Linked DNA regions of Homo sapiens: region 2 is linked to region 1. The links are chromatin loops, found by intact Hi-C in ENCODE. Cell type or tissue: mammary epithelial cell. All regions are shown on one strand. Each heading gives the region's core, and the rest is flanking DNA. Links, peaks and the distances in the headings are about the cores only.

The links. Hi-C counts contacts between places; a loop is a spot of excess contacts. Peaks named below come from ENCODE experiments on the same cell type or tissue, not always from the same donor. Only the 100,000 strongest peaks of a DNase experiment are listed, where the experiment ranks them.
Region 2: it touches region 1 in a loop (10-fold over the local background); 4 of 110 quality-filtered maps call a loop at or near these places.

The regions. Positions count from the first base shown.
Region 1 is chr6:28,223,445-28,226,359 of GRCh38, forward strand. ZSCAN9 (zinc finger and SCAN domain containing 9) reads left to right here and starts at 1,831. Exons shown (of 4, transcript NM_006299.5): 1 at 1,831-1,922. RefSeq lists an enhancer at 1,636-1,735. In mammary epithelial cell, for the core only: no CTCF peak of the experiment used is centred there; a DNase peak (open chromatin) is centred at 1,787; H3K4me3 peaks cover 1,490 bases; H3K27ac peaks cover 1,422 bases.
Region 2 is chr6:28,584,332-28,587,246 of GRCh38, forward strand. It overlaps SCAND3 (SCAN domain containing 3), which reads right to left. Exons shown (of 4, transcript NM_052923.2): 1 at 1,967-2,915. The coding sequence starts at 2,386. Among named protein-coding and RNA genes, the nearest start is that of SCAND3, 1.5 kb to the right of the region's middle. RefSeq lists an enhancer at 2,587-2,915. In mammary epithelial cell, for the core only: a CTCF peak has its summit at 1,157 (motif pointing left); DNase peaks (open chromatin) are centred at 1,170 and 2,180; H3K4me3 peaks cover 850 bases; H3K27ac peaks cover 777 bases.

The sequences.
Region 1 (2,915 bases), core at 261-2,760:
CCCTTCTGTCCCAGGATACTCATCAAAGTACTGCTATAGTGGAATCTTCCCGGAAACAGACAAATGAAAGCCAGTCTCTCTCAGGGCTAACCATTGTGAAGTCCAACGTGCTGCCCACTTGACTCTGGGCTGGAGCCTGCCTGAGCCCTATAGTTGACCCACTTAGCAAGCACATATAAACCAGTGAGAGACCCTAACCAACTGCCAGTGAGACATTTAAGAAGTTTCATACAAATATTAAATTGCATTTACTTGTCACAGATGGTCATACAAAATGGAAAAGAATAACATATTTAAACAGTCTATTCAAGTCCAAGAGAAATTGAGCATTTACTCTCATTTCATAGTTTGTTAGGAAAGTTTGTAATGAGGGATTTGCAAGTGAACATGGTATGGTGGAAAAAGTGATGAGGATTTTTGAGCAAATTTTCTGCATGTTAGTGCTCTTATTGATTATATACTTATTGGATATTTGAAAGAAAAAGAAGTAAAGCATAAAGCTTGGGTTTATTTAATGCCCTCAGAAGGCTAGGTTGAGGAAAATAATAAAGAAATTTTCCGAGCTACTACCGTTTTGGAGTTAAAACAGATCATGGAGCCTCCATTAACACACAAGATACTTTCTTACTGCTTTAATAAAATAAATGATAAGATTCTGTTAAAACAAACAGAATATAGTTTAATCTACGTGACACCATCATTCTGGTTGGCATAGTAAAACTGATGAATGACTAACAGTACCTACAATTACGCTCTTTTGTACCAATAAAATTTATTTAAGGCTGGGCATGGTGGCTCATGCCTGTACCAGCACTTTGCCAGGCGGAGGTGGGAGGATCACTTGAGGTCAGGAGTTAGAGACCAGCCTGGCCAACAAAGCGAGACCCTGGTCTCTACCCCCCTCCCCCAAAAAAAATGCTGGGCATGGTGGTATGTGACTGTAGTCCCAGCTACTCAGGAGGCTGAGGCAGGATTGCTTGAGCCAGGAGTTGCAGTCTGCAGTGAGCTATGATGGTGCCACTGCACTCCAGCCTGGGTGACAAATTTATTTAATTGGTTTTGGTTTGATTTTGTATTATTATTACTAAAACTCCAGAAAACTTTTACAGCAAAAAAAAAAAACAACAAAAAACAAAAACAAGAAAGAAAGAAAAGGAAAGGAGGATGGGAGAAAGGCAGGAAGGGAGGGAGGAAGGTAGGAAAAGAGGAAGGGAGGGAGGAAAGAAGGCAAGCACGCAGGCAGATGCCTAAATAAAGAATACATAGGGGCCTGGACAAATAAATTGCTTTATGGACTGTTATGCACCCATACAATAAGTTAGACTTACATGATGAGTAAAGCTTTTTAGGATACATGAAGTGAAAACGTTAAAATAAGCGGGGGAGAAAAGGCTAAATATAAAATAATGCCATTGTGTGTGTGAGAGAGGATCACAATGATATACAAATTCCAGGCTAACGGTGACAGTGGCTGCCTCGGGGAGTGGGACTAAGGAGGGGTAGGTGGGGTTTGACATTTTACTTTATTAATTTTGGTATTGTCTGAGGGTTTTTAAACCATAAATAATGTATTAATTTTAAAAATGCTTTTAAAAATCATCATTTTCAATAGTTAACGGTCTATGCTTCATCAACGTTTTCCGTTTAAAACCTGTGTGCGGCCCACACACGTATGACATTCTGATTATGTGATTCACTGCTGAAAAAGAACTGGACGCCAGGAAATTGGGGGTTGAGTCCGAAGCAAGGTGAACGCCGGACATCGAGACATGGAATCCTAGACCGGCCCGGAAGTGCCTCTGCTCCGTCCGCCTTCGAGGAGAGGTCGGCATCTTTGTTCCCTGCCCGGCCATTGTTCGTGCCGCGCTTCTAGCAACGCCGGGCCGGTAACCCCCTCTCCCTCCTTGCGCGTTCCGGGTCTCGTGAGTTGGCTGTGGGGACCGGGAATGGAGGCGGGTCAGGGAGGGTGGGGCTGGAAAAGGGGTGTGGAAAGTGAACCTCAGCCGCTGGGAAGTGGGAGCCGGAGGAGGGGGCGGCGGTCAGTGCCGGGCGGCTTCGGGCGTCCCCTAGACCAGAGTGGTCATCCCCAGCTGTGGGGACATTGTACAAGAAAGGGTTGTAGGAGGACTGCGAGGCTGAAGGGTCACCTCGGTGAATAACGACAACAGGCTTAGGACTCAGGGAAAGAAACACCCGGGAGAGGAAGTTAAGGACAATTAAGACTTTGGCAGCCTTCACGATGGAGAACCTGTATACCCTCTTACCTCTAGATTCTGAAAGCAAATTAAGGGGCGTTGAATGGACTGGTTTTCAAGCGCAGAATGTAGCAGTTCCCGATTCCCTTTTCCTTAGTTCATTGATTCTCAAACCTTATAATACATACAAATCACTGAGGAGCCCGTTAAAGGGCATATTCTGGGTCTCCCTGTACTTCTCTCCACCTCCCAATTCAGATTCCCCAGATGTCTGCCATAGGGCCTTTCAAGCTGGAATTCAGCTGCTGCGCTGTGCTTCCTGGCATTTTGGAGACACACATTTTGGGAACACCCCCATGGGTTTCAGGTGCTTCCTGCGTCTGTGGAGAAAACTTTTCCCTTGGGCTTCTTTGGCTTCTTAGGATTGTCCTCAAAAAGAAGTTGACCTTGGGCAATCTACTTAACTTTCCCTGGCTTCCATTTCTTATCTAGTGAAATAATTATTATAATAAAACCTCAGTGGGTAATTGTGAGGATGAAATATAGTCTTGTATCTGAAAGCATATTGTAGACTTGTGCAGTGTTGACTGTTATTCTTCAGTAGCAGCAGGGCGGTGTGGAAAGCTCCAGGACTTGGAATCCACCTAAGCCTTTCTTTCTGTAAATTTAGTGAAAATAATACTAACCTTAAATGGTTGTTTTGAAGATTAAGAAAACTGA
Region 2 (2,915 bases), core at 152-2,651, 360 kb after region 1:
TTTTAAAAGACAATTTTTTTCTCTTGCAATGTTTTATTTTTTTTTAATCTACAAAAAAATCACCCGAAAGATCAGAAAATATCTGCCCTGTCATCTAGTCTCTCTTGCTAGACCTGTAGTAGGCACCAAGGCTAGTCTTTACAATTCATTTTAAAGCTTATAGATTGGCAGAATGATAATCACAGGCTTTAGCTTTAAAATTCCACTGGCATTTGCACCCAGCATCACCATCAGTTGATCCTTTGTAGCCTTAAACCCCACAGTGTGTTTCTAGAGTACTTCCAGTCCTGCTTACTCCATTCTGGATCAATGCATCCAAATTCTCCACATATCCCCTTGAGGGCATCTGCTTCCAATAGAGACTGGTTTCATAAAAAGTAAAAATCTGAGCCAGGGGATGGCCTTCCTTATCAATCTAATTTCTTAATGAGGGGAAAATGTCTTTGCAGCTTCTTCATCTGCACTTACAGCCTCGTCTGCACAGACAGTTTAACACTGTGGAAAGTACAGTAGTTCTTGAAGATACTAAACCAGCCACTACTTCCACTAAATGAAGGCACTTCTGCGGGACTTCCATCTTTTTTTCTTAATGTCTCCATACATTGTGAAGGTATTTTCTTTAACTCTGAGAAAGACTGCATTGGATTGCTTCCTTGTTTGGTATTCAATCCACACACTTAACAAATGCTCCATTTCCTCCATTTCCTTATTCCTTGTTCCAACAGATTTCATAACACTGGCAGTTGTTCCAGCTAGATAATTTTATTTTTCCCATCATTGTCTCTAATTGTACATACATTTACTCCTTTATGCCAGTTGCATGACCAATCTCACAGTTTCTTTTCTTTCAAAACACTGTATAGTTTCAAACTTGTCTTCAATTGTTAAAGCTTTTCTTCTTTTATACTCACTAGCAGAAATTTTATCACAAGCACACTTCTATGGCACTTGCAAAACCCTCTGCTTGCTCCTTTTCTGGAATACAAAAAACTTTAGCAAAAAATACACAAAGATGGGAGGGAACAATGTAAATAAGTGCTTCCAAGACAGCCAGAGGAAGGATGTGGGGGCAAATGGGAATTATGTACAGTACTGTATGTATTCAGGACTTGCTGTGCTCAGCTACATCAGATACTCTGAATTCAGCTACTCCCACCTGGTGGCCCCAAACATCAACTTGCTGGGAAAACTCATACATGAGCTTACACAATTTCAGCATTATACTGACTCATTTCTGGCATACTGACCTCATTTTAAAAGATTTTGCATTCCAGAAACATGCGTTTTTAACAGATCAGACTGTATACATAAAGGGTTCACATTCTGAAAGAGTTCAGATAAATGTATGAATAGTATCACTAAAAAATATAAGAATGTCTGGCAATATCCACAATGTTCTAAAATTACTGTCAAAGAAGGCAAATATACTCCTTTAGAAACAACTCCACTGTAATGGCAAAAAGCTTTTAAAATTCTTCTAAAAATAATTTTGAGCTCAAAACATTTTACATACCAACTCTAGATACTGAAAAGAACCAAGGAAATCATGCAATTAGTATTTTCATTGTACAGATGAAGACATTAATGTCCCAGAGAAGGTGTAATATGCCCAAGGTTACACAGCTAATTAGTAACAGAGCCTAGATAGCTTCAAAAGACAGTAATTTTTTAAAAAAAATTTACTATTGTATATTTCTTTAATCTCATAGTCACTACATAAAATATATTTTCTACTGGTAAAAAATAGATCAAGCTTTTCCATTTGGTTAAATCATTTAATTATTTGTATCATACACAAAAACTGTTATCTCATATGCACGCATCTATTCATCTACACCAGTGATCAAATAAGAAATAATGCCCCAAACCAGGGTTTCCAACCACCAGCGCGAAATTACTCCCATTACTCCATTCTGGATCCATGCACCCAAATTCTCCACAGAAGATGGCACCTCCAATTTCTCACCTGCTGTCTAGGTTCATCAAGCTCCCTCTCCAAATCTTCCAGCAAAGTCACCACCTCTTCTCCACTCTCAGGATTATGCTCCCGCACCCAAGACTGGAGCTCCTCAGGCAGGATGGTCAGGAACTGCTCCAGCACCAACAATTCCAGGATCTGCTCCTTGGTATGTATCTCTGGGTTCAGCCACTGACGGCAAAGTTCCCGCAGTTGACTCAGAGCCTCCCTGGGCCCAGGTGTCTCCTGATAGCAGAACTGCCTGAAGCGCTGACGAGAGAGTTCCCTGGTATAAGACAAATTCCTACGTAGGGCTGATTCCTGATCCCAAGTGTGGTCTTCTTCTTTAACCTTTACTTTGATAATCTCCCCTTGTTCTTCTGGAGCCTGGCCAGCCAAGGCTGGGAAGACCCTAGAGACTGCTTCCATCCCGAGCTTAGACAGCTCAGGCAAAGGTTCTCTCCAGTTGGGGTCTAGGCAAATGGGTGATTTTACTTGAGCTCCTTTTTTGTTCTTGGTCAGGAAAGTTTTTGATATAAGAAAACACTCAACACAGGACAACTACAGACTCAGTTTAAAAGGACTTGTTTACGTGACAACACAGGGCAGTTACTCGGGCAATTCCATTGAAAGTGAAGCCATCCTCTGAAAAGACCAGAAATAGTGAGCACAGAGCGACTCACTAAAGCTTCAGGGTCACAAATTGAGCGGCAAGATACTTGCGAGACAGAAAACCGAGGTTATGACGGATACTTTGGCCCTAAATAAAGCCTGGGTGTATGAGCCTAGGCAAGGAAACGAAGATCGGAGCAGCCTGGGCGAGGGCGGAGAGGGAGAGGGGCTCACAAGCTGCCTGGGGAAGAGGCCCGATTGTCGCCGCGCACATGCACCCTTCCCTCGGCCGCAGCTCCCACCTCTGAGGAGCTCAGACCCTGTGGAACCCAGACTAGTGGGTCGA